Linked DNA regions of Mus musculus: region 1 is linked to region 2. The links are chromatin loops, found by intact Hi-C in ENCODE. Cell type or tissue: heart. All regions are shown on one strand. Each heading gives the region's core, and the rest is flanking DNA. Links, peaks and the distances in the headings are about the cores only.

What was found. Hi-C counts contacts between places; a loop is a spot of excess contacts. Peaks named below come from ENCODE experiments on the same cell type or tissue, not always from the same donor. Only the 100,000 strongest peaks of a DNase experiment are listed, where the experiment ranks them.
Region 1: it touches region 2 in a loop (2.5-fold over the local background); 3 of 42 quality-filtered maps call a loop at or near these places.

What each region holds. Positions count from the first base shown.
Region 1 is chr1:172,482,006-172,498,131 of GRCm38, reverse strand. Igsf9 (immunoglobulin superfamily, member 9) reads right to left here and starts at 15,919. Exons shown (of 21, transcript NM_001145800.1): 1 at 15,872-15,919; 2 at 13,586-13,851; 3 at 13,162-13,350; 4 at 8,467-8,619; 5 at 7,689-7,843; 6 at 7,360-7,477; 7 at 6,376-6,517; 8 at 6,122-6,267; 9 at 5,889-6,031; 10 at 4,505-4,645; 11 at 3,918-4,034; 12 at 3,576-3,726; 13 at 3,256-3,379; 14 at 2,849-3,024; 6 more. The coding sequence starts at 13,643. In heart, for the core only: a CTCF peak has its summit at 7,548 (motif pointing right); DNase peaks (open chromatin) are centred at 7,521 and 8,171; H3K4me3 peaks cover 654 bases; H3K27ac peaks cover 771 bases; H3K27me3 peaks cover 1,277 bases.
Region 2 is chr1:172,020,145-172,036,270 of GRCm38, reverse strand. It overlaps Vangl2 (VANGL planar cell polarity 2), which reads left to right and starts at 8,976. Exons shown (of 8, transcript NM_033509.4): 1 at 8,976-9,273. In heart, for the core only: a CTCF peak has its summit at 8,863; DNase peaks (open chromatin) are centred at 6,160, 8,970 and 9,570; H3K4me3 peaks cover 3,141 bases; H3K27ac peaks cover 2,544 bases.

The sequences.
Region 1 (16,126 bases), core at 2,882-10,881, 460 kb before region 2:
CACATACCTAACTCTGGCTCAAGTTCAGGATGGGTCCGAGAACTGGCCAAGCCTGGGTGCCAGGTCTCTAGCAGCTCCATGTCCCCTGGGAATTCCGAATCCCATTCATAGTTCTCATCCACAGAGGTGTTCCTCCTGTTATAAAGGACAGGTGGGAAGCGTGGGCAGAGGAGTAGCCGGTAACCAGAAAAGTGTGAACGGAGGTTCCTCTAAAGCAGATTGCACTTCCTGGACCTCAGCAGAACTTCCAAGATAAGGGGTCTTCTGGTCTCAGGGTGGGAGTGGACAATGGAAGGGGAAGAGTATGGGGGTGGGGATATCGGTGATCTGGAATGACAGGGCAGGGTGGAGGGCCTGGGCAAGAACGAGTGGATACTGCCTTTACCTTTTGCTGACTGTCACCACATGCTCCCTGCGGGGCCACCTTTCTGGGCCACTGGCCCAGCTGCTTGTGTCTCCTGGAGCTGGACTGAGGTAGCTTCCCCCTGCGGAGGGGGCTGTGGAGGGAGGGCGCAGGAAGGAGGCGCTGCCCCTCCCACTGCTCTGGCTGGTGAGGCTACCACGAGGGGCAGCAGAAAGAAGGCCCGGCAAGACCCGCTCCCTCAGAGTCCAATCAGCCAAAGCTGTGTAAGGGGGCTCTGAGGAGACCCCGACCCCCATCAGTGTCCCAGGAAGCACTGCCCTGAGATTTGCAGGAGGTGAGTCTGGTGGTGGAAGGAAAGATGAGGTGGGACAGGGCTGACTATCCATGAAATCTGGAGGCGGAGCAGGCGTGGGCTCCTCAAGAGGTGGCCAGTCCCCGTCCACATTCATCTCTCGGAAGAAGGGTAGGCTCAGATACTGGAGCAGGGGTCCTGGACCTGGTAGGGGGCTAGGCACGGCTGCAAGAGGCTGCCCCACAGGGCTGATGTCTGTAATGCAGAGGGGTTGTGGGACCCCACTGGGGCTGCTACTGCTACAGTCAAAGGACTGAGCCAAGCGTTTAGCTGAGGTCCGAGGTTCTGAGCGCTCCAGACATAACTTTTCTTGTGAGGGGGCCACAGTGGGTCCCATCACAAAGCGCCCATCTGGGCCCCTGCAAATGGGCTCTAATGGTAAGGGTCCCCGGCCAAGTGGAGAATCCGGGTGAGGGCTAGGCGGTCGAGCAGGCTCCCCCCAGAGCAGACTCTGGCGTAGGCTGGGAACTGGGGAGCCTTGGAGCTTGAACTTGGTCACGCTGTCAGGGCTGCCTGAGCCAGGAGCAGAGCTGAAGAAGGACAGAAGATTGGGGTCTGGCTTTGCGAGGCTTGTCGCACAACAGGGCAGAGCTAGGGAGAGCAAGCAAGGGCAGGCAGGGCCAGGTGGTGGGTGTGGAAGAGGAATGGTGTAGCACTAGTCCTGGGGCCAACACACTCCTATTCCCACTTCCCTTGAATTTCCAATTTCTTCTGAAGGTAAACATGGGAAGCGGTGGGAAGACAGGAGTTAGCCACAAAAGGTAAAGGGACTTACTGTGAGCCTGACTTCCCACGTGGAGAGAAGATCAGAGGCGGATCTGTAAGGACGGGGGAGCAGCAAGTGATCTGGGTAAAGAGCCTCCGGAGCCCCGGGGGAATGTAACCCTCAGCCCCATTCCCAACTAACAGGAAAGGGTATGCGGGGCCAGGTACCACAATGGAAGGAAGGATGCTGCCCAGGACCATGCAAAAGGGACAGACAGCCGGTGAGTGGCCAACCCTTCAAGTGGCCTAGGAGTACCTCAGGACCCCGGTGATGAGGGTGGAAGGGAAAGAGCAGCCTAGGCAAGGCGAGTGATGGCACCTACCCTGGCGCAGACGTTTTCGGTGGCGTCGGGCAGCCCTGCGCCGATTCATCAGGCAGGCAGCTAGGATGCTCACAAGGACCGCCACGCCCAAGAAGCAGACTCCACCCACAACACCAGCCAATACAGGCTGGGGCAGGAGACCTGGTAGCTGTGTGCGGGAGGGGTACACCTCCAGGCCTGGGCGGGGCGAGAGGATCAGTGGACGGAGAATCCCCATAGGACCCCCAGCAACTTTCATCCTCCCCACACTGGGTTCTCACCGGAAGTGGAGATGTTGGCTACGTTGCTGGGGTCACTGACGTAGCTATCAGCGAAGGCCACGAGGCGAAACTCATAGAGAACGTCCTGGGAATTAGAGGTGGAGGGCCATGGAGCAGATCAGGACCAGCACTGCCCACCATAGTCCCTTTTGTGAAGACTGCAGTTGGGAGGTAAGAATGAGGTAGGACAGGAGGTGAAAATGGCCAAGTCAGGATGAGAAGAGGGAATTAGGAAAGAAGAGGAGACTGGCCCTTCCCTCGCTATGTTGCCTCCAGCACGCACCTTGATGAGGCCAGGCACCAGCAGCTGGATTTCTGTGCCCGCCACACCTTGGTCCAGGATCTCCCAGCCTTGGGAGCCTTGCCGTCCCTCCAGGATGTAGCCATCCAGCCTCCCAGGGATGAGTTCTGGGGGATCCCAATGCAGAAGTACCCCCCGGGGTGTCCTCACTGCCACCAAACCTCTAGGAGGGGACAGGGGAGGTGGTATCTCTGTTGGAGGAAGCCCAGGGGCAGCCGGTGTGGTAGGAAGCCCTAAATGGAACAGGGAGACAGACAAGTGAGGGATAGGAGGGTTGGGAGTCTCAGAGTCCTGCATCCTGTCCCTCCACCCTGTCATTCCCCAACGCCAAATACCCACATATTCTGCTATAGCATTTCTGTATCCTATGTGAACCCCAAGCTGCTCAGCATCTCGCCCCATCTCCCAGGTCTCCCCACCCATCCCATGCATCCTGCACTTCTTCATCCTATTCTGTACCGCACGGAGCTGGGGACCTCTTACCTTCTGGTATAGACAGGACAATCTCACTGAAGGGCCCACTGCCCAGTTTATTCTGAGCAAGGACACTGAACTGATACTGCGCGTGAGCCTGCAGCCCTGGCACTAGGAGGTGTGTAGCCCCGATAGGCACAGCCAGAGATACCCAGTCATGGTGGGCTCGGTCAGGACGCTTGGCTCTGGGGGATGTAGGAAGATCTTGTCAGCAAGGAAGATTGGGATGGTGTGGGGTCTAGAGAGCCAACCTCACCCCTCTGCTCAAACACCAAAGTCTCAGAACCTCAGCCCTGAATGTTAAGAATCTATGAAAATGAGCCAGAGAGCTAGCATGTGGCTAGGCATAGAGAGGGACGGGAGAAAGGGCAGAGGGCCAGGTAGGTCCAGGGTGAAGTCAGGAACGGATCACTCACAGTGGGGTATACCAGACACTGAATCTCTGCAGATAGCCACCATCAAAGCCAGGCTCCCAAGAGACATTGGCACCCTTGGGTAAAGGTACCACAGACACATTGGTGACGACATGGGGGCTGGTGCCTGGGTAGGGGGAATGGAGGGAGGAAGGGTGATCAGGACCCTGAAGTAGGGCTAAGGAAGAGTAAGTTGGAGATTTTTCTTCTCCACCCATTACCTTAGGGGAATCCCATACCCACAAAACCCATCTATACCCCCCAAAACAATACTCCCATCTCCCTGTGGCTCCCCAGCCCCAGCCCCCTCCCGGGCCACTAACCTAGCACATATACATTGGTGGAAGTGGTCACACGGGCTACAGCATTGCTGGCACTGCATTCCCATCGTCCCTGGGCCTCCTTGGTCAGGGGTCGAAGGACGAGGCTGTTGTTGCTGTCCACCTGGGCCTGGCCCTGCAGCCCCCGGCCCACCTACAGAACCACTGGTCAGCCCTGAAGACACAGGCAGCCACCCCTCACCAAGGGGGCCACTCATCTCTCCAAGTAACCTGTGCCCCTCCCCATGTTGCCTGTGAAAACCTGAACCTCCTTTCCAAAAACACAGCCAGGGAAAGAGTGGGCACGGACCCAGGTAGAGCTGAGTCAGGACCAGGGAGCCTTACCTTGGCCCAAGAGACAATAGGAGGAGGGTCTCCCCGGGCGGAGCACGGGATGAGTAGCTCCCGCCCTACTTCTTGGAAATATTCTTCCTTGGGCTGGTCTATAAAAGCCGGGGGAGCCTGCAGGCCAGATCTGTATTGGGAGGGGCCTCTTTCACAGCCTCTCTTCCACCTCTAAGCTTTGGTGTCCCCCATTCCCAGGTGCCTGTCATAATGTCTTAGTCTCCTTCTCCATCTCTTAGTTCTGTGTCTTTGCCCCCAGCAGGTAGGACTGCTGGGTAATGGCGGGCTGGAGCAGGACTCTCTGAGATAGCTGAATCTCTACAGATCATGCTCTCTCTCCCCTTTGCTCTATTCCCTGTGGGACTGAGACGAGACAGATATCTCATTTCGTGAATGTGTTCGTGACTGATGTCCTACTGCCCAGTATCATCTCTGTGTATTCTGCTGGCTGTTGCTATGACCACCGCAAGAAACAGACGGTAGGAGCCCCTCCCACAGCTCTCTGCCTCACTCCACCCTGCTGACATGGTTCAGAACACACATTCAGCCACCTGGCCGTACCACAGCAGGTTTGCTGTGGGCCTCACCTTGAGCAGCACCTGGGTCACAGGGGAGGGTCCAGCAGTACCAAGACTGTTGTAGGGGGTGCAGGAGTATTCTCCCAAGGCATTCTCATTCCCCAGGGCAATGATGAGGGAACCTTCTGGGCCCAGGGACCAGCCAGGGAACTAGAGGGCAGAGGAAATGACAAATAGAGAGAGAAACTTAACAGAGGCAAAGCTGGGGTGGGGAGAGGCAACTCGAGAGAGGAGGAGAGACAGGAAACTCTTTTCAGGAAATCAACCCATCGGCTCTGGGTCTTGGCCTGACCCTCTCTCTGGACTCTGGTCCTCCACTTCTGTCTGTTCCATCAGGGGATGTGAGACGGTGACAACACAGCTCTGGTGTCACTCACAGAGAATAGTGTGAATGGCTTCCCTCGAGTTGAGCCATGTGGATACTCTGACTGTCCCTCTCGGCACTCCGTTGCTCAGTTCTGCATCTCCCAATCCACTTCTATAAGAAAACCTCCCCTTCTCCTAGATGAAGCGTGGCCCCTCGCTCTCTGCATCTAACTTGTCTGTCATTCTGGACCGAGCAGGAAAGCTTTGGCTCTGTCTTGTCTTGTTTTCAGGCCCTCTCTGGTTCAGACTGAGTAACCCCTCACCTGGACTCACACTGGCCACTTCACAGCCTTGGGGCTCTGCTCCTAACAACTCCTAACCACGGTCCTAACACCACAACACCACCGCCAGCCAAAATTCACTGCTGATTTTTTTTTTAAACTTTCAATGACACATTCACCAAGTGCTACAACTTTACAGCCCCAGAGACTCTCAGTTGGAAAGACAGGATGCCTCAAAGAATTTATAGTCTCCTCAGACAAACAAAAGATCCCAATCAACTCGGAATGAGGTCATGTTAAGCTGGCACGCAGTTCTTCCTCTAGGACCCAACCTGTCTTTCCAGCCTTTTCTACACCTCTCAAGTCCTTACAGGTGCCAGCTGCGGCTCCCCCTCACTGCCCGATTCATCACTTTGTCAGCACACTATACGGCCTCTGCAAAGGGATTTCTGCATGGAATGACAGCTCACTCTTCAAGACCTACCACCTCACCAAAGGCCCAGGATCTGTTACTGGTCTATCCCCAACCGGACCTAAAAACAAAAGCCTTGTTCCTTCCCTGGCCTGACAGCAGAGTCTCTGTGGCAGCTCTGCCTCAAGGCAACACTCCAAGGATGGATACTTCTTCTGGGGAAATGGATACTTCTTCTCACCTCCACAGTCACTGCCTAACACTGGCATCTGGTAAGAAACATGTTTCCCAACCACAGCGCTGAATTAAACTCAGCCTCCCGCTGAGCTGCAGCTGGCCCTCTGACAAAAACAACACCTAGCCAAGACCTTCATCCCCTGTCACAAGCCTGTACCTTGTCCAGCTGCAAGGCCTGTCCGTCTTTGGTCCAGGTGACAAACAGTAGTGGGGGATTAGCACGAACCGGACACCGGATCACCCCACGCATGCCAGTGGGCAGGGGTGTCTCGGGAGGCATGACTGTCACCTGGGCTGGGTCTGGAGGAATGCAGAGACAAGTTGGAGGACAAGGTCATCAGTCTGTCTCAGTGCGGAGGAGCAGGCTGTGGAAGGAGCATGGGGACTTACAGAGCACAGTGAGATAGGCAGAAGCTGACGGTGGATGCAGAAAGCCATTGCTGGGAACACAGGTATAGTGGCCGGCGTCATCAGGCTGAGTGGCTTGTAGCCACAGGCTCCCGTCTACCAGGATGCGCACTCGAGACTGTAAGCGGCTGCAATATGGTATGTGTGAGGAGGAACCTAGTCCTTAGACAAGGAGCTCTCCCAGAGACTACACATCAATCCCCTGCCTCCACTACCCAAGAGATAGGTTGCCCTACCTGATATGGAAGACATTGACACCATCCTGGAACCAGCTGTAGGTGAGGTTAGCAGGGTATGCCTCAGCCCGGCAGGCCAAGGAAACATCCTGAGAGGAGTTGACTGTACTGTTGCTGGGGGGCACCACAATGACAGGGGGTCCTGGGAGAAGTACCAAGGCAGAAAGGTGTCCTCAGCCCATTCCGGAATTCCCAGAACCCTCAGGGCCTTTCTACACCTCTTCCTGGTTCTGCCCTTTGTAGTCATGGGCCAAGTTGCTACAGGACCTTAAGGACCCGAATTGGGATGTGTGATAAAAGCCCATCCTGTTCCAGAGGCCACTCGCTTTTCCAAGTCAGCCCTGTTTCACGAGGCATGGCAGGCAAGCCTACCCACCCTGATTCCTTCTGCTGAGAAACTGTATGTGCGGGAGGGTCCAGGGAGGTCAGAAAGGGAGGTGAGACTTCCTGGTGGGCCTTCCTCATGTCAGGGTCTCTGGCTTTAACTGTATTACCCAGGGCTGTACTTCTCAAGTACCAAGGAGAACGATACTGCAGTGGGCCATCAATTAATCGGTTCTCGCCCACAGGCGCTATGAAGATGGATGTCTGCCTCGCGTGCCTCATTTGCCTTTCCTTCCAAAAGGAAGAGCTCAGCACACATGGGCGATATGTCAAAGTCCTGGGAGAGGTTGATAAGAACCTCTGGGTTTTTTTTTTTTGTTTTGTTTTGTTTTGTTTTTTTGAGATCACAAAACCAGGACTCAGGAGGGTCCCACGATTCATGGGCTAACCCTTAGCACCCCTTCCTTTCCACTGTAATGCACTGCTGGGCACTAAGCTGACCGTTTCTTCATCCTTTCTCTCACCCTACAGGGGTCCCTCAAATATGAGCCTCCTCCCAATCTTCCGTGTACTCACCCCCTCACCCCACCCTCACCCCCGTAGAGATCATGTCTTCTACTATAGGTGGCCCGGTTCCCCTGCCCTTCCACCAAAGTGCACCTAGCACCAACAGCTGGGTGGCGTGGGTGATGCTGCCCTCGGAGCTGGAGGCTTGGCAGGTGTAGTCTCCAGCGCTGCCTCGCTCCACCCGACGGATCCACAGTGTTCCATTCTGCACCTAGGTAAGGAATCTTTAAGGAAAGGCCCTTCCTGTTTGGTCAGCCTCAGACCCTGCAGTTCCAGAGCTGGCCAGCAGAGGGAGACAGCGCCTCAACCTCGGGGAAGCCGATGGAAAACCCCTCCCTCCTCCGACCCATCCCCGGGCTTGGCTTCTGTTCCTCTCCTGCCTTCTTCCCCTTTGGTCCTCCCAATCCAGCTGACCCACTCACTTGCACCTGACCCTGGCCCTTGCCAAGGTCTTGTCCTCGGAATTTCCAAGTCACATAAGGCTGAGGGCTGCCACGGGCCACACAGCGCAAGGTAACCGCCTCCAGCTCCTTGACTTCCAGAACTAAGGGAGGTGTCTCCTGGAACTGAGGGGGCGCTGTGAGGGAAAGAGGCATCAGGGGCTGCCAGAAAGGCTATCATCCCACAAAGCAGAGTTCAAAACCCACGGAGAACTCCTCTCAGAGCTGGAGGCTCCCGGGGTACACGGGACTAGCCCAGGGTCACCTGTCTACCAGGACCATCCCAACACTGCTACAGCTGAACACAGGCTGCATGACGGGAACTAGGGGGAGAGCCAGAGCCGAGTGCCCAGGGAAGTCTGGGAATCAGAAGGGGCGGGTCTTAGACTCATCACACTACCTCTACCTGATTCTCTGCCTCAGTCTCACCTATGAAATGGGAATGATTACAACTGCCTCCCTTCTAGTGGAGAGGGAGAAACTATGCACGGGTGAGCTGCATCATTCAGGGCCCAATATACCTTAACTATGACCTTGACCAAGGAGTGAAAGTTCCCGACTCAGAGCCTATGGGCTGATTGGATTTTATCTGAAGAACTGAGGGTGTGAGGGAGGGCAGAGGTAAGAAGCAAGCCGTAAATGAGCTAGCATGGTGAGCACATGCCAGGATGGGTAGGGCACAGAACTCGCTCATTCCCTTCACTACCAGGGTCCCCATCATTCTCCCCCTACTGTCACCACCTGCTCCCCAACTTCATACAATTGACTGTCAGGTGCACCCAGGAGCCGTTGGCAAAATCCTGTTCAGGGCTGTGTTGGTCCAGGAAGAGCACACGGCACTCGTACCAACCCTGGTCTTCCACCCGGAGCCCCTCAATCTGGAGAGATGCTCCTGTCTGCAGCCGGACTCGTCCTGTGAGGAGGGAAGTCCTGAATCAAGGGTGTTGAATGAAGGAAGGGGCTCTGTAAAAGCTTTCCAGTCCTGGTCACACTGGTCATTCCCAGAGGTTGAGAATAGCCTAGGTCTGTCATCCAAGTGTGAGGGTCTCCAGAGCAGCAGAAGGAAATGAGGCCATTGAGGGCAGAATGCTATGTTTAGCTGAGACCCAGACAAGACCAGAAACACTCAAGGCTTCTTGAGCGGACTAAATGTTGTGCTGAAATACTCTGTATTTCCCGGACCGTTCGAGGAAGGAGCGAAGAACCAGCATTTGGTCTCCTACAAGATTCACCATCCCTGGGGTACTTTTTAAGACCAAGATATAAGTTCTCTGGGGATACTACTGCTTTTAGAGGACTCTGTCCCTGAAATCGCTAGCTGTGTTTGGGGCCCTCCCAGGGACCCATACCTCATCTACCAAAACCTGTAATCTCCCAGAGCTATTATCAGCGGCCTAAGCGCCTTAGAGTGGCCAGAGTCCAACCCAGGCAGGCAGCAGCGTCAGCAGCCTCCCCAGCCCAGCCCAGCCCCTCTACGCCCCAGCTGACTGACCACATGCAGCCCCACAAAGCCACACACCACAGCACAAAAAAGACCTTTCATTCCCAGCATGGTCCATAGCAGACCACTAGGCTGACTGAGATGTGCTCGCCCAGTCCCTCAGGACCCTCCTCTGAGGGAACCCGGCACCCTGACAGCCTGAAACATCCCTAGCAGTGCAGTCTACGTGAGTAAGGTGCTTGCTTGGCAGCCCCAAAGAACCCAGGCACAAGCCCAGCTCAGCCACATGTTCCTTTGAACAAGTTACTCAACCTGTCAATTTCAGTTTCCTCAGTCAAAATAAGAGAGGGAGAAACTGGGATGGGGTGGAAGGCAGGAGATGATGCAGGGGAGGTGTGTAGCACCTGGCACCGCTGGAGGCTCACAAAAAGGCTGTTACACAAATAAGTAAGATGCATCTTTGAAACCAGAAGCCTACACTCAATCTGGGCCCCACCCCTCATCTGATAACGTATCACCTCCGTTTCTTCTTCTACATCAGTGAACTGCACCAACCACCATGCATCAGGCTGCCCGAAGAGGAGCCTGGCTCAACCTGGATTCCTGTCGCCGTTTGCCATTTACTGACTTGTTACATCTTGCAGATCCCACCTCCTAAGAATTAGTATTTCCCTCCCTGCCATCTTCCACCTTAGAGCCCCGCAGTGTCTCTCACCAGGGTTATCCACTGGCTCTGTACCCCCTACACTTAGCTGTTGCCCATCTTCACTTTGCCCTTTGGTGTGAACGAGTGGTATTTTCTAAAATTCACAGGACAGGCAAATATAGCTCCCAGATGATGTACCTGTTCAGCACTCGGCCTACCCCAGCCATCCCTGATAGTGATAGTAGCAATCCTGGGTACCACCCACTCCTCCAAGCTGTTTCCACTCTACTTCTAGGGTGGCCTATTTGAAGCAGAAACTCAGCCTGTGTGCTCCTTGAAGCCACGGGAAAGATGAGAGTCATAGATCTAGGGTAGCTACTGAGCTTAGTCGTCAGTGATCTCTCAGTTAGTCCCTGGGGTGTGGCTTCTTTAGAATGGGTGGGCCTACTTATAAGTCTAGGTGTATAATCCCCACCCAGGAGATAAAAATGGGCCACCCAGGTAAATCTTTAACAGAATACCCTTCCTCAAACCTGCAGGATTCCTCATTCACCTTACTCAGAGCCCAGACCACTGAGCCGAGCAGAGCCCAGACCACAGCCTCCTCCAGGTCCCACAAGATAGGAGCTTTCATCGTGGTGATCTCTGAGCTCCAGAGCGAAGACAGAAAGGCTGAGCACTGAAGACGAGCTATGTAATATTAGACACTGTCACCATATTTAATCCTCCCCAAAATCCATCACCGATGAAGGCACTGGCGTTAACCTTCTTTCCAAAATCAAGCAGCTATTAGGAGATCAAGCCGGGTCCACCAAGGCAGAGCGTTCTCCGCTGAACGCTGCCATTAGAATCCACTGATGTTCAGGGCACTGAGCACAATCTCTGATTCCATTCAGGAAATGTCACCAGCTAACAATCCTCATGTCTGCTAGCCAGAATACTCGGAGCAGCATGTTGTACAAACCAACTTCCCTAGGAGGTCCAGAAAAGCTGCAGTGTTTCAAAACAAGGTGACCAGAGTGGCAGTTCTGTGACTTCCTGTGTCCTGAACACACCTCCTATAGACCTGCCCTCCACCTACAAGGTCAAACCTAAGGGATATCAGACCTGCCTACATGCAGTGCCTGAAAAGGAGAGTCTGATCTCCTGGGCTCTGAAAAGGCAAGAAGCCCACACTAAATGTAACCATGAACACAGACAAGTGTACGTCCGTCCACACAGAAGTTCAAATCACGACTGTGATTGTGCCCACATACTGCACTATGAAGCCAGGGCCATGAGGAGGCATTCTGGGACGATGTAGCGAGGCAGACAGCTTGGGAGGATCAAAGGCAGAAAGGGGAGATCAGGAGAGTCAGCTTGGAACAATCGGAATTGATTTCACCAAGCAACTAAGCAACTTAGGGCCGTCAGAAAGCACAAGTCCATCTGCTCTGCTGGGACATCCCTGAAACTCCCAGGAAACACAGTCCGAAAGCCAGTCTCACAGATCCAGACACTGCCTGTCCCCAATTCCTTTCACACCACCCAAGTGCTATGCTAAATGCTTTAAATATAGTAGCTTACTTAATCTAGCAGTCCTAGATCTCTTTATATTGTCTTTTACCACTTCCTTACTAGTTTACATATCCAGGATCCTCCACCCCACAGTTTCTAGAGCCCCTAAAACCAGCTTTGCCTTCAGTGTGGGTCCCAGGGCTACTATTCCCCCATATTCTAGGCCACCAGCCTCATGGCGGTCCCAGGCCATCTCCCCTCCACTTGCCCACAGGGTTTATGACAGAACAGCATTGTCCTCAGCAACCTCCACCTCCTGTTGCTTAGCAACTGCAATTGTGAGTCCCCTGCACAAAGGCCAGAGAGGCCCCTTCTGAACTGTGAAGCAATAAAGGGTTAATGGGCTTAGAGGCCTCCCTCTGGGGTCTTCACCAAAGCAGGACCCTGTGGCTGCTCAGGAGCTACAGGCCACTCACCGGCAGGAATGGGAACAAAGGCTAGAAGTAGGGCTGAAACACAACGGTTTGCAGGCTAGAGAAGATCCACAGGTAGACAGGGAGTTAGCCATCTCTTAGCTTGTCTGCTCAGAGCCCAGAGCCGACTGATGCTGGAGCAAAGGCAGAGCCCCACATCTTCCAGGTGGCGTCTGAAGGAAAGCCCTTTCCACATCTTCTCCACTCCCCACCCCCTTGCCTCAGCCTGGCAATAATTTGAATTTGTCCATCTTTAGCCCCGCAGCCAAAGCCCCCTGGGCACAGGCAGGCACAGACAGGAAGGCCGGCTGTGCCTGTACCAATTCTCTCTCCTCCTGCTAATTGGGGCCCCCTTTCATCAAGTCCCCAGGGCTTGTGTAGACACACACACTCCCGAGTAGGCTGTTTGCCAATAACTGCCCCCAGTTTGAAAATAAACTCTCTCCTGCGGGCGGGCACCTGCCAGCACCTCCTCCTCTCTCAGCTCAGCCAATCCCAAGATTTCCCTTAGGATTCAAACCAGAGGCAGAAAAGGTACCCCAACAACATCTTCCCGGGTGACCTTTTCTGGGTTTCAGTTCTGAAAACGAAGCACCATCTCTTTCTTGCCCCGCAGCCCAAATCCATCCTTAGGGCCTCCCACAGGCACTCTGAGACGTTACAGTAGTAAGTCGCTCAGATTAAGGCTCCATCCAGGATTAAGAACAAGCTAGGGTGCAGTAGAAGACTCCAGGGAGACCCATACAGTATGCCTCTACTGTAGCCTCTGGAAGCAGAGACCCATTCCATCCTATCTATGCCTATACCTTTGGGGAACTGACTGGAGCCGGCTCCAGTAACCCCTGTCTGTGTCCACGCTCTCTGCAGCTCAGAATCAGTCTATGCTCCTCATACTCAAAGAGCCCACATCCCTACCCACTCTGCTGTCCCTTTAGCCCACTCCCTAAAAGCCTGGAACCTCCAAACTGGCATTCTGGTCGGCAGGGAAGGGGATGACGTAGAGCGGCAGATAACAGATCCAGAGACGAGCATAGGGTTGAGTGGGGGAAACTCTAGAGGATCAAGATGGAGTCTGGAAGGTTGCATGAGATGAGGGTCAAACAATCAGCAAGTTAGGATGGATACTTGAAATACAGCTGTCGCGTCTCCCATGCAACACGCCATCCATAGCTAAAAGAGCAGAGCTCTAATGTGTGCATGCATCGTGTATAAACAAATGAGTCAGTCCCTCAATGGATGAGCACGATGATGGGGGGGGGGGGGGAGGGTAGCAGGGCCATGCTTGCTAAGCAGTCAGAGCAGCAGAGCAGGAGATGAGATTGGAGAGGGCACAGAGCAGCCTACTTGGCCCACCTTCTGTTGGCGACACTCCCCCTCCCACCTAAGGACAACTCTTACCCACGTAATCGGGGTCAATTCGGGGAGAGTAGAGGCCGAACTGGATGAAGATGGGAAGCAGGAATCCAAAGCGCAGCCACTCGATGACATGCAGAGGGGGGTGGCCAGCTGGAGGCAGCAAGTCACAGCCCAGCACTGCACTCTCCCCAGCCCGGCCCACCACAGAGACCACCTCAGGCTTTCTTCGACCTATGAGGTGGGTAGCACGAGGGAACAGCAAGGGATCAAAATGAGATGCGGGAGGGGGAAGGCGTCATCAACATCTCTCAAGTTTCCTTAAGACTTTGCACGATTGGGGCAAACCCCAACCTCTCTGAGCCAGCCCTAGCCCTCTCCTACACTCAAATTCTCACAGATAACCCCTTGCGAAACAGTAATATCCCAGGGTAACACAGAGTTGTTGGTTCCCTTGGGTCTGGCTCACCGTCAGCCCCCTGGCTGATGATCAGGCTGAGGACGGTCAGACGGAGACACCAAATCATAGCCCAGCTGGCCTGCTTGCCCGGCCCCTCCTATTCACAGGAGCCCAGATGGAGGGGCCGGAGGAATGTCCGCTGCCCGGCAATCCCAGAGAGCATCAGTTGAGTTCTGATCCGCCTCAGGCAACCCGTTTCAGCTCTCACTCTTCCAGTTGGTGCCTAGCTCACTCAACACCCGAGGGAGCTGTTCCTGTCTGGAGGGCCACCAGATCTAAATGCAAAATATAAGGCAATGTAACAGAGTTGGTCAGATGAGGAGCACGGAACAACGCTCTGGTCAAGCAAGGCATAGGGAACTAAAAAGGAGGGTATAGAGGAAAGAAAGGGACCCGCACAGAGACCAGAGGGATCTTTTGGGTGGCACTGCTGGAGATCAACTCTAGGGCTTCATTCCCGCCAGACTCTACCACAGCCACACTCCTAACTCCCAAACCAGAGATCTGGAAGCCCTGGGATTAAGCTAGGATGGGAACATCAGAGAGCATGGGGGTGCTGTCTGGTGGAGGCCGCACAGGTTAAGGACATGGATCCTAGGAAAAGCAAGAGAATTCTGGGAATGCCTGGCAAGTGTTACAGTGTCCTTAGCAAAGTGAGCAAAGAGAACTAGGGGTTCCTCACACAAGAGGAAAAGGATTTATCAGGAAAGTCCTGGAGATGAAGACCATCACATACTAGACCCTCAACCTTTTCCTTCCTCCTGATATCAACAAAGCAACAAATAGCATATTCTCTCATGCTCCCTCCCTCTCCCTCTTTCTCTCTTGGACCAACCAGTGAGGATCCTAAGGCTCTTACGCAGAAACAGATAGCTAGTCTAGAGCAAATCTAAGATAGAATCTAGCCCCTTACCCACACCCCTTTCCTCGCCCCATTCCCCATTCTCTGTGGGGAGCCCTGGAGCCTGTCTCCACTTAGTCCACACTGCTTCTGGCAGTGAGTGAGTCAGGGGCTTGGGAGAGGAGGAGCTCGCCTTCCCCACCTGCTGGAGGCTGGGGGATTGGGAGAGGGAGGTAGCATCCTCCAGGTCTGGACAGATAGATCCGGGGCTGGCAGCTGTAGCCACTTTCTTTACGATGCTGCCAGACACCCTGACTTAGTGCTTCACCCTAATTACTCCCACACACTCCTCCTCTAGTATCCTGGGGGTATCAGGATTTGCCAGGCCCTTCCTTCCCTATCCCTAAAGGCCTGATCTGGAAGAAAACAAACATGCTTTGGAGTCCCCACGACACAAAAAGAATCCTGGAGCGTAGAAGGTAGGCACTCCCACCAGCACCACCCCCCTCCCCAGCGTCTAAGGCAGTCACAAAGGACCAAAGGGCCCTGACCTGGGCCTGGCAAACCCAGGTGGACTCTGCTCTGAGGCCTCCACCCTCTTCCTGGCCTCCCACAATTCAGCAGTGTCTGCAGAATACCCTCCACAGGGCAGTATCATCCCTGCCTCTCTGCATAATGTCCCCGTATGCCTGACTCCTGGTAATCCCCTTGCCTTCTGCTGCACCCAGCCAGCTCTCCCGGATTTCCCTAGAAAACCTTCAAATTGTACCATATAGAAGCCATTCTTTTCTGGCTCTACCAAGAATCTTGGTGATTCTACCAAGAATGCCTGGTGACCAAGGCATCCCCAGATTTTACCCCACTTTTCCTGGAACCCTTCCAACTCCTCCTCCCCATCCGTCCTCGGTCCTTTCGGTCTTCCCATCCAGCACTCCTTCTTTCTCCCAAGACTCCCATCCCAGTCATACACTTTTCACAGTGTCTGCAAAATTCCAGCTTCTCACACACTAATCTCCAATTGCAGCAGGTCTTCGCACTCCTGCCTGGCCTCCTCCAGAATTCCCCATTTGCCCTCCTCCAACCCCCCAACCCCGCTCTCCCAGGAATCCCCTACCCCCCATCCTCCCGGGCTCAGCCCACAATACACTTCTGATAGTCTACCACAACAATTCTCTTTTCCCTCGCATTCTCTGGCTCCTGGAACGCCTTTCTTTTGGAACCCGCCAAGAACTCCCCCTACATTACCTCTAATACTCTTCCAGATCTCGGGGAACCCCCGCTTACCCATCGGTAATTCCACTTCGCTTCCAGAACTACCCTAGTTCTTCTCCCCCAGGTAATTTCACTTCTCTCTAGAGCTCTCCCGCTTCCCCCTTTCCCCCCACAACTCCACGCTGCTCCCCTTGTCCCCGCTGGCACCCCATTTCTACCCTCCAGGACACCCCCACCCTCACCTGCTCTGCACAGCACAGCTCTGCTCTCGCAGCCACACAATAGGGGGCGGACCCGCCTCCCCGCCTTAGATGCCCCGAGCGCCTCCCGTCGCCCTGGAGACCGCCAATCCCCCCTCCCGCGGCGACCAATTGGAGCCAACAGAGGCCGAGCAAGGCGGGCGGGACCCCCGAGCCGCCTGGGAGTTGTAGTTTCGAGAGAGAAAGACGCGGTCGCACGTGGGCTCTGGTCGCCCCCTCGTGGAGCTCTGTACAACT
Region 2 (16,126 bases), core at 4,030-12,029:
TGTGTGCCACTATTGCACCCTTATGTTATTGGGACACGTTGGTCATTGTTGTGGTTCATAGGGATCTTGGCTGGGTAGGTCTGTTGATTTCTTCCTTCTCTTGGAAGCTTGCATGACATCTTCCTGTACATGAAAGCTATTCCTCAGGGAGGAGACTTTCAGGTCCACCCAACTCAGGTCCTCTGAATCTTGTGTCTTCAGCAATAGGAATTTAGTTTCACCTCTGAGGGACACATGAGGGCAACAGCAAATAGTCAATAATGTTTTGGAAGTCTTTTGAATTGACTAACAATTCAAAGGGGCCTTCTCATGCCTGCTTTTGGGGTTTTGTTAGATCCATACTCTATGGATCTTGAGGAGAGCATTCTGGCACAACGACCCTATTTTTGTACAGTGGATGGAATTTCAAATGCAGTGTATGATATACAGTTCATCTTTTATGTGTACATATATTATGTGTATGCTCTGCAATCTATCATATAAGATGTCCCCCAGTTTCTGCAATAAACATCCTTGATTATGCTATTTTGTGTATCACAAGATTAGTTAATAAAATGTGGTGGTTTGAATCTGCTTGGCCCATGGGAAATGGCACTATTAGCAGGTGTGGCCTTATTTGAATACATGTAGCCTTCTTAGAAAAGTGTGTCACTGTGTAGGTGGGCTTTGAGGATGCCCAGTGGGCAAGCTCTGCCCAGTGTGAAAAAGAGCCTCCTCCTGACTGCCTGTGGAAGACAGTTTCCCTCTGGCTTCCTTTGGAACAAGATGTAGATTCTCCAACACCACATCTGCCTGTGGGCTGCCATGCTTCCTGACATAATGATAATGGACTGAACCTCTGAAAGTGTAAGGCAGCCTCAATTAAATTGTTTCCTTTATAAAGGTTGGCTTGGTCATGGTGTTTCTTTACAGCAATAAAACCATAACTAAGGCATACTGTATTCCTAAAAATGGAACTGGAGGGGCTGGAGAGATAGCACAGTGGTTAAGAGCACTGGCTTCTTTTCCAGAGATCCTGAGTTCAGTTCCCAGTTCCACATGGTGGTGGCTCAAAACCATCTACAATGGGATCTAGTGCCCTTTTCTGTTATTCAGGCACACATGCAAATAGAGCACTCATAAACCAATTAGTCTTTAAACAATGCAACTTGTCATATAAAACACGCAGATCTATATCCACACTAAGCTCATGTTGAGTCCCATTTCCTTGATAGGAAGACTTCATTGACATTTGATATTATCCAACTATTAAATTGTACTTCTTAGGTAAAGTGATATAATGTGAAAGATATTATTTCTCTGTTTGATTGTTTGGAATTTTCTAACTCATTCTAAGGTCTTTAGAATTACAAAGTTGCAGGAGCCACAGGATGATAGACAGTAACTTTTTGCCATGCCGAATTTAGTTAGTTAATTTTGTGTTGTTAGGGATTAAACCAAGGAAAGACAAGAGCTCTGTCACTGAACTAGATATCCAGTACTATTTTTACTTCTTATTTTGAGACAAGCTCTTACCAAGTTGTCTAGATGGGACTTTGTAACCTAGGTAAGATTTGTACTTAAGATCTTCCTGCCTCAGCCTCCGGAGCAGCTGGTTCATGGGCGAGAGTTACCAGTCCCAGTTTATGAAAAAAATGTTTGTATTTTGGGTCTTAGTCTTTTCTGCTCTAAAATTATAACAGGAAGAAAGAAACATTACATATCTTAATGATTATTACTGTTTTATCGTTTCTTGTCCTTTGGTACTGGAGGCCAAACTCAGAGCCTTATGCATACTAAGTATGAGTTCTACCAGTGAGCTTATCTGCAGCCCTACTATCTGTATTTCATTAGATGTTAAAATTTAGGTAGCAATCCAACTTTATTTTCTCCATGGATCACTCTATTATCCCATATATTTAATAAAAGTCAATTAAAATATTACTTTGCAATATTTTTTATAGATTTCTTCCTTCCTTTTCATTTCTTTTCTCTTCTTCTTCTTCTTCTTCTTCTTCTTCTTCTTCTTCTTCTTCTTCTTCTTCTTCTTCTTCTTCTTCTTCTTCTTCTTCTTCTTCTTCTTCTCCTTCTACATGACAAGGTCTCATGTAGCCTAGATTGGTCTCTAACTTCTTATGTAGTCAAAGATGTCATTGAACTTTTGATTCTCCTATCTCCTCTTCTTCCTCCTCTTCCTTCTTCTCCTCCTGTATCTCCCCCTTCTCTTTCTCCTCAGTCCTGAGATTATAGGTGTACAGAACCATGACCAGTGTTTGCGGTATCAAGGACGGAACCCAGGGTCAACTCATGCTAAACTCTTCACTCGTACTGTACCAACTGAACTGCATTCCTGTTTTGAGAATGTTGAGATTTGAGACATTAAAAATGTGTAAAGCTTTAAACATTTATCTTAGTATGTAGGTACATACACATGTCTATTTTTGCACATGCACATGTGCTAGGTGAACATGTGGCCAGACAACTTGCAGTCTGTTTTCTCCTTCCCTCATGTGGGTTCCATAAATCAAACTCAGGCATCAGGCTTTGCAGTAAGTTCCTGTGCTGGATGGTTTTATGTCAACTTGACATAAGCTAAAGTCACTCGAGGGGAGGGAATCTCAATTAAGAAAATGCTTCACTAAGATGGGACTCAGGACCTCTGGAAGAGCTGTTAGTGCTCTAAACCGCTGAGCCATCTCTCCAGGCCTTTTTCCAGCCCTTTCGCTAAAATTTTGAGACGAATCCCTGGCTGGCCTTGACTTGCTGTGATCCTCCTGCCTTGGCCTCCTACACGCTGGGGTTTCAAGTGTGTACCATCGTCATACACATCAGCTGAAAATTAAAATCTTAATTTGTGGAGTCTTGTAATCCGTGAAAGCATGCACTGCTTCAATGATTTAGACCCTCCTTGATTGCTCTAATTAGTGTTCAGTAGCTTTCAGTGAACTTGACTTGAACATTTTTTTGTTAGATGTAACCCTAAACATTTTATTATATTCACATTGTGTATGTTTTATGCTCTTATAAATAATATTTTTAAAGTAGTTTTATGACCTAGTCCAAGGCCTCATGACCTCTGCCATGGGGCTACATCTTCAAGCCCCACTAACCTCCCTGCTTTTGAGACAGGGTCTTTCTATGGCCTATAGACTGGTCTTGCATTCCTAGACTTTAGCCATCCTTTTGACACTGTCCCAAGTAGTCGGGAACATAGGCTTGCAATAGTGTCCCCCAGCTAAACTGTTTCATTGCCTGTGTATTCATTTCTTTTCTTTTTTTTTTTTAAGATTTATTTATTTATTATATGTAAGTACTGTCTTCAGACACACCAGAAGAGGGAGTCAGATCTCATTACGGATGGTTGTGAGCCACCATGTGGTTGCTGGGATTTGAACTCTGGACCTTCGGAAGAGCAGTCGGGTGCTCTTACCCACTGAGCCATCTCATCAGCCCATTCATTTCTAATGTTAAGGGCTGTGTTGTATTCCTTTAACATTACACTTGAGGGTTGGCGAGATGACTCAGGTTCGGAGCACTGGGTGCTTTTCTAGAGGATCTGGATTTGATTCTAGCATTCACACGGTGGTTGGCAACCATTTGTAACTCCAGTTCTCGGGTATTTGGTGGGTTCTTCTGACTTCTTCAAATACTGGCCACAAATGAGGTGTACAGACATATACACATGCAAAACACTCACATACATAAACATTTTTTAGGACAGCTCTCAGCCACTAAGACAACTAGTGTATATAGAAATAATCGATCCCTTCTCACCTTTGGAATTTTAATTAAGGGCTTTGCACACGTTATGCAAGTACTCTTCTACCACTGATCTATATCCCCAGCCCCCCTTTGTCATTGTGTGTGATGTCTGAACATGTGTGTCCTGCTCCTTCTTATTTTTTATTTTGAGGCAAGCTTTTACTAAGTTGCTCATCCTGGCTTTGAAAGCACTCTGTAGACTAGGCAGGTCTTGGACACACGATCCTTCTGTCCAACCTCCAGAATAGTTAAGATAATGAATGGGCTTGCACCAACTAGCCTGGCCAGATTTGGTTTTCTTTATTGTCTTCATAAAATGGGCTAGGAACTATTTCTCCCACTTTGTTTTATAGAGAGGGTCTAGAGAGCTGGCTCCTGGTTTAAGAGCACTTGCTGGGCTGGAGAGATGGCTCAGTGGTTAAGAACACGGACTGCGCTTCTAAAGGTCCCGAGTTCAAATCCCAGCAACCACATGGTGGCTCACAACCATCCATAATAAGATCTGACGCCCTCTTCTGGTGTATCTGAAGACAGCTCTAGTGTACTTAGATATACTAACAAATTAAAATAAAAATCTTAAAAAAAAAAAAGAGCACTTGCTGCTCTTCCAGAACACCACAGTTTGGTTCTCAGCATCCACATTGGGCAGCTTACAACTGCCCGTGTTTGAACACTTGGCCCATCATAAGGAGTAGCACTATTAAGAGGCGTGGCTTTGTTGGGATAGGTGTGGATTTGTTGAAGGAAGTGTGTCACGAAGAGGTGGGCTTTGAGGTCTCAAAAAACTCAAACTAGTTCTTTGCCTGCTGCCTTTGGATCCAGAAGTAGAACTCTCAGCTCCTTCTCCAACATCATGTCTGCCTACCAAGACGATAATGGACGATGCTTTTCCTGTATGAGAGCTGCCGTAGTCAAGCTGGCTCTTCACAGTAAAGAAAAGAAAAGAAGAGAAAAGAAAAGAAAAGAAAACAAAAAACCCGCAAAAAGGGGCTGGTGAGATAGCTCAGTGGGTAAGAGCACCCGACTGCTCTTCCGAAGTTCCAGAGTTCAAATCCCAGCAACCACATGGTGGCTCACAACCACCCGTAATGAGATCTGATGCCCTCTTCTGGTGCATCTGAAGACAGCTACAGTGTACTTACATATAATAAATAAATAAGTAAATAAATAAATAAATCTTAAAAAAAAAAAAAACCTAGACAAGAAACTACTCTCACTTCTAGAGCTTGTTAAGTCTTCTCTGATAGACACAGCCTGTGGGAAACCTCTGGGATGTGTGCCTGGCCATCCTTGCTGTCCAAGTCCATGAAGTGGTGAGGAGTTAAACAAGCCTTTACTGAAGGCCTTGATACTAGGAGTCTCCCTCCCCGAACAAGATTCCCGAAAAAACAAAACAAAACAAAACAAAACAAAACAAAACAAAACAAAACAAAACAAAACAAAACAAAACACCAAAAAAACCCCCAGAGGTGCTGAGGCATGGAACAGGGAGGGGCAGGAAGTTTGACTAGAAATTTACTGGGGCACTGTGTTTCTGTGGAGGGATTTCTGTTACCTCATTACTAACTTTTGCGTGAATAGAATTAAGGTTTGAAGAAATAAGTGTCTATGCATTCAACATCCAAGAATGGTAAGCCAGACACGGTGGTATTTGGGAAGCTAAGACAGGAGGCTTTTACTTTTTTTTTTTTTTTTTTAAAGATTTATTTACTTGATGCATGTGAGTACATTGTTGCTCTCCTCAGACACACCAGAAGAGGGCATCGGATCCCATTCCAGATGGATGTGAGTCACCATGTAGTTGTTGGGAATTGGAACTCAGGATCTTTGGAAGAACAGTCAGTGCTCTTAACTGCTGAGCCATCTCTCCAGCTTGGGGTTTTACTTTTAAAAAATTTTATTTTTTATTTTACCTATTCAATTTACATCCCGCTCACTGCCCCTCCCACAATCCTTCCCATACCTCACCCTCCCCTTTTCCTCTCAGCAGGTGAGGGTCCTCCTGGTATTCCCCTACCCTGGCACTTCAAGTCTCTGTGAGGCTAGGTGCATTCTTTCCCACTGAGTCCAGACAAGGCAGTCCAGCTGGAAAAACATATCCCAGGTACAGGCAACAGCTTTTGGGATAGCCCCATTCTGGTTGTTCAGGACTCACATGAAGACCAAGCTGCACATCTATTACATATGTGCAGGGAGGCCTAGGCTCAGCCTGTGTATGCTCTTATGTTGGTAGTTCAGTTTCTGAGAGCTCCAGTGGTCCAGCTTAGTTGACTGTTGGTCTTCCTGTGGAGTTCCTATCCTCTCTGGGGCCTGAAATCCTTCTTCCTGCTCTTCCATAAGAGTCCCTTAAGCTCCATCCACTGTTTGGCTGTGGTTGTCTGCATCTGTCTGAGTCAGCTGCTGGGTGGAGTCTCTCAGGGGACAACCATGGTAAACTCCTGTCTGCAAACATAACAGAGTCTCACTAATAGTATCAGGGATTGGTGCTTGGCCCTGGGATGGGTCTCTGGTTGGGCCGGTTATTGGTTGGCCGTTCCCTCAGTTTCTGCTCCATGCCCTGTCCCTGCATTTCTTGTAGACAGGATAAATTTTGGGTCAAAAGTTTTGTGTGTGTGTGGGGGGGGGGTTGGTGTCTGTATTGTTCCACTAGGGTTCCTGCCTGGCTACAGGAGGTGGCCTCTTCATGTTCCATATCCCCAGTGCTGTGACTCACAACTAAGGACACCCCCATTGAATCTTGGGTGCCTCCCTTATCCCAGATCTCTGTCTCCTCCTGGATATGCCCCCTACCTCCTCACCCCCATCAGTTGCAGATTTCCATTCATTCTCATGGCCATCTGGCCATCCCTGACAGGAGGGTTTTAAATTCTAAACTAGCCTTACTACCAGAAGAGATCTGGACTATGGAATGAAACAAATAAACCCCCAAAGTCCAATTTGTCCCCCTATGTATTCCTTCAGGTTCCTGGCCTCCCTAGTTTCCAACCTCCCTCTGACTCTGCAGGTTTTCCTCAAAGGGAAAATTGTGGTTAGATGCCACCTACCTGGGTGCTCTTCTTCTTCCTAAAGAATTAGGCTAAGTCCTTCAGATCCTGAATGCCTGACCCTTGTCTTTGGGTCTTGGCTTCACTACTCTCTGAGATTTGAAGATGTGTGAAATTCATTCTAAGGGCGAGAGTGGAGGCTTGTTCAGAGAGTTGTTGGATAGGAAGCACTAGAATGATTACATTTAATGTCAGACACCTGTTTAAGGCAGTACTCTCCTTGCAGATGTAACTTCTCAATTACATCTGGTTCTGGGAGGAGAGGAAGAACTGAGTGTATTCCCGTTTCACACTTAACAGACATCAATCCTGAAGTCTCCCGTACGTACGTTCGTGACATCTTGACTTACATCTCAAACTTCAGCTGGGGCCCGCTCTACAAAGTCATTTGTAATTCTGACGTCAGAAACTCATTTCCAATTCTTTGGGGCCTGTCTCCGGGTCTGGGAAACAAGCTGGCAGAATGTGAATATAATTTACACTAAACATAAAAGAGATCCTGCCCGCAACGTAATGTGGCAGTTCTAACACTGTCAAGTTATAGACTAGTGCTCAACACTGGAGGTGTGCTTTGGACAGGTAAGGGGACTCTGAGGTCTTTCTGTCTCCTTTTACTGTCTTCCACTGTTCTGCTCTTTCCTTGCATTCCTGGTGTGGTTACAGGACCCCCAGAGCAGTCCAGTGCCTGGCACATGACAGACGTAGGTGAAGGAAGGTCATTGTGTTTGCAGAGACTGTGGTACTTGAAACTATGACTGTATTTCATTCACGTCGTCTTAACGCTAAGTTCTTTGCTAATATGCGGGAACAGTGGCTGGAGAGAAACAAGGGTTTGGGCAGAGCTGAAGGGAAGCAGCGTTTGTTTAGCTTCTTCACCTTTGAACAGCCATATGCGGACAAAGACAATCTGTCCTCATTTGGGGACTGGTTCGAATGTATAACAGAGATGTGCCTGAGTTTTAGGGAAGACTCCATTAGAGAAAGGAACAGAGACTGGGAGTCGCCTTCTCTGGGATTTCTTAATCACAGGGTTGGGAGGGGCAGGTATCAGAATTGGAAGGTGGAGATGGTGGGGGTGTGGAAACGTGTTCGAAGATGCTTTTGAAGCGGCACTGTTCTAGGTAAGTGGCAGGTTACAAGGTAAATAGTACTAGCAGCAATGTAATAATGTAATAATACTTTTGCTTTCATTCACTCCGAGGGCAACCTGGCCTTCCCACAGCTACTTTATGGTGGGCTCGTCCCTGTTGGGTTCCTAGGCACTTTAGCAACTCTAACTGGTTTGTTTCTTAGTGTGCTCTGAACTGGAAATGCCCTAAATGTGCCAGATATTTTATTCTAGCCTACATTCCCTGGGTCCTACCTGCAAAGCTAAATTAGCCAAAAGTTTTGGAGTTCCGCATCCACCCGGGTTTTTTTTTTTTTTTCCTCTCTCTCTAGGCTTCCTGGGAGAAGGCCCCCCTCTCCTCTGGTGCCCCAAGTCGCGGGCCCTCGTCTTCTCCCCCTCCCCCTCTCCCCTAGGGCAGGATTCCCTTTGTAATTAATCCCAACACTCAAACCAGAGGGGAGGAAAACGTGTTAATGAGTGAGCGTCCCAGTCTGACTAGGCGGTCTTCGCTCACAGCTAGAACACCGAGTAATTAAATTATTTTTGGAAGAAGGAGGGGTATGGTGTCAGGGAAATACCGTATACATGGGAGAGGGGCCTGTCTCTTGTCACTAATTAATATCAGGGATGACCCTTTTCGCAGTTCTAGGCCGGAGGGGACCAATCTTCCCCACGTCTCAGATTCCACTGGAGTTTGTGAGACCAGGTTTGTGGTTCTAAAGAAGAGAATATGGCCAACATCAGGGCCTAGGGGAAAGGTTTTCAATCGGGGGTCGAAGAAGACAGCTCCAAGAGGGGCTGCGGGCTGGACCAAAGCCAAGAGCCGAGGCAGCTTCGAGCACACCTTCCTGGCCAGGTCTGGAAGCCAGGAGCGGATTCCCAGGATCCAGAGGGCGCAGGGCATGGCCAGGCGCAGGGCTGGGGGTGCCGCGACTCGGGGAAGAGCCGGGCCGCAGACAATGGACGCAGCAGCGGGAGGGGCGGCGGCTGCGGGAACAGCCGGGAGGCGGCACCTGGGAGCTCTCTCCCCGCCCCCTGCCCCCTTCTGGTCCCCTCCCCCTCTGGTCCCCTCCCCCTCCGCCGCCGGCTCCAGATCTGATTCCTGATCCCCGATTGCTTGGTTCTGGGTCCCGCCATGGGAGCCTGAGTGCCCTGCAGTCCCCTCCGGCCCCCTGCCCCCGGGGCCTCGAGGGGGAAACAGGCGAGTGGTCTGGGACGGAGCCGGGGTGAGCGACCTCAGGAGCCCCCCTCGTCAACCCCCATCGCCCGCGCTGCCGGTTCTGGAGCGCGGAGTTCGGAAAGACCGGGTGCGCTGCGGATACAAAGGCGCGGAGCGGAGTGGGGCGTGCGCCCAGTCCACCGGGCTGTTCGCAGTGGCGGGTGAGTGGCGGGCCGCGGGGGCGCGGGCAAAGTTTGCGGAAAAAAAAAAGGAAAGAAAGAAAGAAAGCAACAGAAAAAAGAAGGAAACCATGCAAAAGACCAGGGAGCGCCCGGCCCTGGAGAAAGCAGGATGGCTTCTGGGGGAAGGGGGGCTTGAGGCACCCCCTTCCGGTCTGTCCTCCACTGCACAGCGGAGTAACCCCAACTTTGGGGAGGGGAAGGGGCGTATGGGGAAGGGGCGGAGCCCAGGCCTTAAGAGCCGGGGACTTTCCTGGGCCGGGGGGCCCAGGGCGGGCGCCTGAACGATCCCAAGGGAACCCATTGAAGCCGGGGATTGGGTAGCGTGTGTTGGAGGTGGTGGGAGAGGCCGTGGAAGGATCGGAGGCTGGAGGTATTGGAAGCTGAAGGTATGTAGGGATGCATACACACCTTTGGAGTGTGGGGAGGAAGGGGCAGGTATGTGTTTAGGGGGTAGAGTGGATCCTTGAGAGATGGCCCCGCACAGCAGTGTGTGTGTGTAGCCCAAGGATGGGACTTGCGGCGATACTGGTGAATGTGTGTTGGGGTGTGTGTGGGGAACCAACGACATCATATTTGTCCCTTGTCCTATTTACTCATCGAAGGTCCTAAGCACTGCATTAGTGAGTTTTAAAGGGTTGGTTGGGGGATCAGTATGCATGATTCTTTGTTTTGTGTGTGTATGTGTGTGTGTGTGTGTGTGTGTGTGTGTGTGTGTGTGTGCATATACGCTTTGACGTACTGCGTGTTCCTGCAGGTGGGCCCTGGGTTTGGATGTGTAGATGTTTCTCTCTCTCTCTCTCTCTCTCTCTCTCTCTCTCTCTCTCTCTCTCTCTCTGTGTGTGTGTGAGAGAGAGAGAGAGAGAGAGAGAGCTGACCACACACATCTGCTGTGTATTTGGGTATGTATTTGTGTGTATACTCAAGGGAAGGGGTGTGTGTCTGTGTGTGTATGTGCTGAGAGAGGGGCTTATGGGAAAGAGATGGGCAGGTATTAGAGAAGGTGGGTTTATAAAAGCTGAATGGGTGGTAGGCATATATGGGGTAGGTGTGTATGCACCTGTGTGGTGGGAAGGGGTGTGAGTGTGTGTGTGTGAATCTGTGCTCTTGTGAGTAACCTGTACTGATGGATAGCTGTGGATATGTGCTCGTCTTTGCTAGTGTGTATTTTGAGTGTGTATTGGGGGTACCTCTTGTCTCTGCAGGCAGATTTTCCTGGCAGAAAGCCCACAGGGAAGGCTGTCTGCAGGATTTGAATGGCCCTGCCTAGATTCAAGGGTAGTGTCTTGAGTGTGTGAGACCCCTGTGAGGATTGTGCATTGGGGGGGGGGTAGTGAGTAGTGAGTTGTCTTAGGTGATGTTTATTTGGGGAGATGGACTTTTCTGGGAGCTGGTGTGTGTTGTGGGGGCTGGGGAGGTGGAGGAGCCCAGTCGTCTTAAAGGAATTTTGGGGTTCAGGAGTCAAGGACATAATAGTGGCCTTCCTCGCTGTCACAGGCTGGGCTTTAGTGCCCTTTGAGGCCATACGCTTGGCTTCTCTGACCCAGTTACTCTCTTTGAGGCCACGGCTCTCTTGGAAAGCCATCTTGAAGGTGGCTACTTCAGAGCCCTCCAACTCTGCCTTGCCTCTAGGATCCTGAGGGGTGTGGGCTGGAGGCTAGAAGCGGCATACACCAAGGCATGAGGCCTGGCAGGGAGCGGTAGGGTCGATAAAGTGACATGGGGTGCTTCTCTGGGAGTTTCTGCAAGTGGGTCCAAGTAGTTTATCCTGCAGTTTTTTTAAAAATTAGAAGCACACTCTGGATGGAGTGTTTGTGTGTGTGAATATGTGTGTGTATATGTGTGCATGCATGTATGTGTGTCTGAGAGTGTGTGTGTGCACACGCGTTCAAGTGTGTGCATATGAGTGTGTTTCTGTGTAAATGTGTGTCCGTTTATGTTTGTTGGAGTTGAGCTTTCAAGAGGGCAGACGTCCACTTGGTGGGAAAAGGGTCTGTATTCATCCTCGTGAGAGCGGGTGAAAGTCAGACTGGGGGATAGACATCTCTTCCTCCCTGAGAGGTAGCAGCTACCTCCTTTCCCTTTGCTCTTGTTCCTTCCTTTTTGGGGTGACGGGAAGACAGGGGTTCTCATTTCCTCTGGGACCCAAGCCTTCTTCCCAGCTGCACATTCTCAACTCTTCTTCTTGCTGCCAGAGGCTAGTTAGGCGGAGACACTGGTTTTAAGACGGGGGCTGGAGTTGCACATGCCCATTAGGGTCCTGGGTAATTGCCACTGGAATGTTGGTCTCTAATGGGCATGTGCAGTTGGAATGTTCCATCTTTAGCCCTCAGAGATCCCTACCCTCCATAAAGCCTGGGGAGAAGAGGGGGAGAGGGCTAGAAAACATTGGGGCAGGAAGAGGCAGCTATGAAAACTCTGTCCCCGCCCAGTGTCCCATCTCTTCAAGCCAGGCACCTATCAGATGGTTTTTCCCAGGGCCTGCAAGGTGCCCCTGTCCGAGGCAAGTGGCCTGGCTTTCTGCATACCTTGTTCGCCCAGTGTATGCTCCCTACCAGTAGGAGTTGTCCTCCAAGGAGGAGGAATTGTGGTCAGACAATGGGAAGTGCCATTTCAAAGAGTGTTTCCCGACTGGGAGCCAATGGCCACACTGGCCCCTCCTTCGCCATTGTCTTGGTCCTGTTTTGTACTTTCTCTAATTCCCCCCTGCAGAGCTGCCTTCTCTGGTGTCTGCTCCCTCACCTTCCTGGAGGTCTTGGAGGAGGAAGATCTTTCTTTTTCCCTGGTCCTTCATTCCCTTGAGGCTCAGGGACTCCGCTTTTCTCCTTTGCTGGTTCCTACATTATGAGGCCCAAAGGAAGAGGCAGCCAGTTTCACTTAGGGCTAAGAGCAGTGTGACCTGGTGCATGTAATTAAAGCTTCATGCCCTAGCCTCCTGGGAGGTTTAAGACACCATACTCCAAGGAATCCCAAGTCCCCACCCTGCACTGAGACCTCTCTCCTTTGATGACAGTTTGCTCTGAACTTCTAGCTTCGCTGCATCCCCATTCTGTGACCCGAGATAAAACAGCTAAGTTTTGGAAGCCTCACCTGTGACATGAGGTTGGTGATAGGTTCCTCCTGGTAGGTTTATGACGACCAAGTGAGCTAACCTGGGGAGAGTGTGTTCCTCAGCGTCTGACACAGCGGAATGACTTAGTAAGTCCTGGCTGCCATGGCTTGGATGGTGATCCATGGATGGAGTAGGTGAGGGAGTGAGGCTATGTGTTGTCTTTTCTCTCCTCTGGCAGACCATATTCAGCACAGTCCACTCTCTGCCAGGTGCTGTGTGAAACCCGGGGGATGGAGTGGGGAAGAGACACTGTTCACAGGGGAAACACGCTTGGACACGTCAATCCCCGGATCCCCCCCCCCCCCCGCCCCTTAGTGCCGTATGGAGGTGTATTCTGGAGGCCTTTGCAGCATAGAGTTTGGTTCTGTCTGAGGTGCAGTATTGGGCAAGGTTCCTGAGGGAGATGTGTTGGCCACTATTAAAAGTTAACATGAAATGCACTTCTTTCAAGAGAATGGAATTCAGTGCACAAACAGTATGATCCAACCATCTCTGTCCAGCTGTGGAACATGCTCACTAGCTCTGAAAGAACTGCGGACATACATACAGTTGATCCCGTGCCCTCTTGTTTAGTCTTTGACTACCCCCAAACTACCTTCTGTCTCTGTGGAGTTGCCTGTTCTGGCTTTTTTCTCTAAATTTCATCATTTTATGTCTGGCATCCTCTTCTCAGAATGTTTGCAAGGCTCACTCATATGTATGTATGTATGTATGTATGTATGTACATCATAGTATATGTAATGCTTTTTATGGCTTAGTAATATTCTACTACACAGGATATTCCTTAGCTTATCCCATTTATTTATTTACTTATTTATTTGTTTATTTATTTATTTATTTATTTTTGAGGCAAAGTCTTTTTTTTTTTTTCCATCTTTGGCTGACCTGGAACTCGCTATGTAGACTAAATTGGCCTGGAACTTGTAGAGACCTGCCTTCCTTTCTGGCTCCTGAGTGCAGGTATTAAAGCCCTGTTCCACGACGCCTGGCTGTTCTTAACCACTTTTTAAAGGCTAGGAAGATAGGGAGAGAACTGGTGGGCTTGTTGGTTGAGGCTGAGCTGTGAGCAAGGATGTCTGTGGGGTGTTTGGTACTGCTGGATCTTGACGTGCAAAGTGGCGATTTGGCCTCAGTTTCCCTAGCTATAAAACAAAACTAATGATCCCTTTCCTTTCGTCCCGTCCCGTCCTGTGGTGGTTGTCGGTGGAGGAGGAGGCATCAGGGAGAGGAGAGGCTGGGGCAGTATTGTCAGACTATTTTTTTCCTCCTCTTTCCTGGCAGCTCCCACCTGTGTGCTTCTGCTCTTCTCCCTGTGGGATTCAACTTCCAGCTTTGCCTCTGATCAACTTCCTCCCTCTCTGAGTTGACCTGAAAGCCCCCGCCCTCTGCAGGTGGGTGGCCCTGTGCTCCATGTGATTTTGATAGCGGACGGACTGACTCTCTCTACCCTGTTTGGCCTTTGACAGCCCTTTGTCACCTTCTCTGTTGAGATCTGGTGAGACCTGCAGTGTGCCAGGCAGGATCTTTGCATCTCTTCTCCCCACCCCCTACCCCTGCTCAGTACAGAGTGGGAGGCAGAGGCTTAAATGGTGGGGCTCTTTAGAAATGAGCTGTTGCGGTGCCAGTCTTATGCCCCTGGCAAGGTTGGTAATTACAGACAAGACAGCTGGGAATGGGTTTGGGAAAAGCAAACTTGGAATCAGCAATACTGGGGCTATCCTGGTAATCAGGGTGGGGCCCTGAGAGGGGAGAGTGGCAGTGTCTGGGGGCTGGGGTGGGGCAGGAGGTTTGGGGCCTCCTTCCCTGCCCATCGATGCATAGCTAGGATGAGGGTCTGGAAAAGAATGGGAAGCCAGTGGATCCTAGGCCTGACCTCTCTGAGGAAGAGGGAGGAGAAGAGTGAGGATCTGGGGGACCAGAGAGCTCCTGAGACATGGGATGGATCCGCACGCGATTAGTTCCTGGCCCACGTTCCTGTTGGGGAGGAGCCGTCTCTGCATCCAAAGTTGATTCTTCCTTATGAGTGGAATCTACTTCTCATAATGAGGCAATAAGGAAAAGAAGCAGAAGGCTTGGCTATGCAGTACCTAAAAGCTGGGGACCAACCTTTTACTATCAGTTATAAAAAATAATTTATTAATTTGTATTATTTATGTACATTGGCGTTTTGCCTGCATGTATGTCTGTGTGAGGGTGTTAGATTCCCTGGGACAAGAGTTACTAACAGTTATGAGCTGCCTTGTGGGTTCTGGGTATTGAAGTTGGGTCCTCTGGAAGAGCAGCCAGTGCTCTTAACTGCTGAGCCATCTCTCCAGCCCTGAGCATCAGTTTCTAATCTATCCATCTATTTATCTCTTTACCTACTTACTTTTTCTTTTCCTTCCTTCCTTCCTTCCTTCCTTCCTTCCTTCCTTCCTTCCTTCCTTCCTTCCTTCCTTCCTTCCTTCCTTCCTTCCTCCCTCCCTCCCTCCCTCCCTCCCTCCCTCCCTCCCTCCCTCCCTCCCTCCCTCCCTCCCTCCCTCCCTCCTTTCTTCCTTCTTTCCTTTTTACGGCAGGGTCTCACTGTGTAGCCCTGACTGGCCCGAAACTTCCTTTGTAGACCAGATTGGCCTCAAACTCAGAGATCAGCTTGTCTCTCTGCCTCTCAAGTGCTGGGATCGCAAAGGCATGTGGCCAACACACCTGGCCTTATTGAGCGCTTTGTGTTTTAGCTTCTGTGATTTACTGGGTACATTATTATATAGAAAACCATTGTCCCCATTTTACAGACAGGAACATGAGCTTGGAGAAAGCAGGAAAGTCTTCAGAGATGATGTAGCTCCTAACTGCTGTTCTTGGTCTCTGTGATTTCTTTGCTCTCTGGGCTTCCTTTTCTCAAAGTCTCTTTGTGTTCCCATGATGCCATCCCTGTTCTGATTGCTCAGTGTTGGCTTCAGTCTTGAACGTGACTAATCCCTCTTTCCCCTCGAAAAGCTAACACAAGTCCAGGTAGCCTGCCGAGTAGAGACCTCTAAGGATGATACCCTATGGGGTCTTAGGGAGGAGCCCAGCCTTTTCCTTGGAGGAACGCCTCACCGTCTAAGTCACTGCAGGTTCCTGTGGGAGCGGAAGCGCTTTCTACCTGTGTGGAGCTGTAGCCTGACTCTGCAAAGAGACTTAAGCTTCACCTCCATAGCTCAAGGAGTCTGTGGAAAGGGATATGGCTGTCATTGTTGTAGAGAGGGACATGGCTGTCACTGTCCTGTGGTTTTTCTCACAGTCGTAACCGTAGGACTTCAAGTTCTGCTCTCAGCAGTGCCCTGGCTCCCCCAGCCTGGACAGAAGGCAAGAGGGGGTTTGTGAATGGGGGAATCTGGTTTTATTAGGGTGAGGGAGGAGGTCGGACAGAAACAGGCGCTGAGCCTGAGGTCTGATGTGGTAACTCAAAAGCCAGCCAAGTGTGAACAGAAACACATATCTTGTCACCTGCTCTACCCCAGGAATGGAAGTGGCACATAGAAAGATGGGGGAGTTGCTAATCTTCAGGAAGAGTGAGAAGCTCGCTCTGTGAGGGAGGCGGGTGTTGTTAGGAGGGTGGAGGCTGGTTGCAACTCTTTTGGCCTTCTCAGTGTTCCTCGATATGAGTGGCCCTGGGCTGAGGTAGGTGGAGGTTTTATGGAGAAACCCAGGCCTGGCAATCCTCCCCCCCGCACCCCTGCCCCTCCCTCCATTGGGTCTCACACC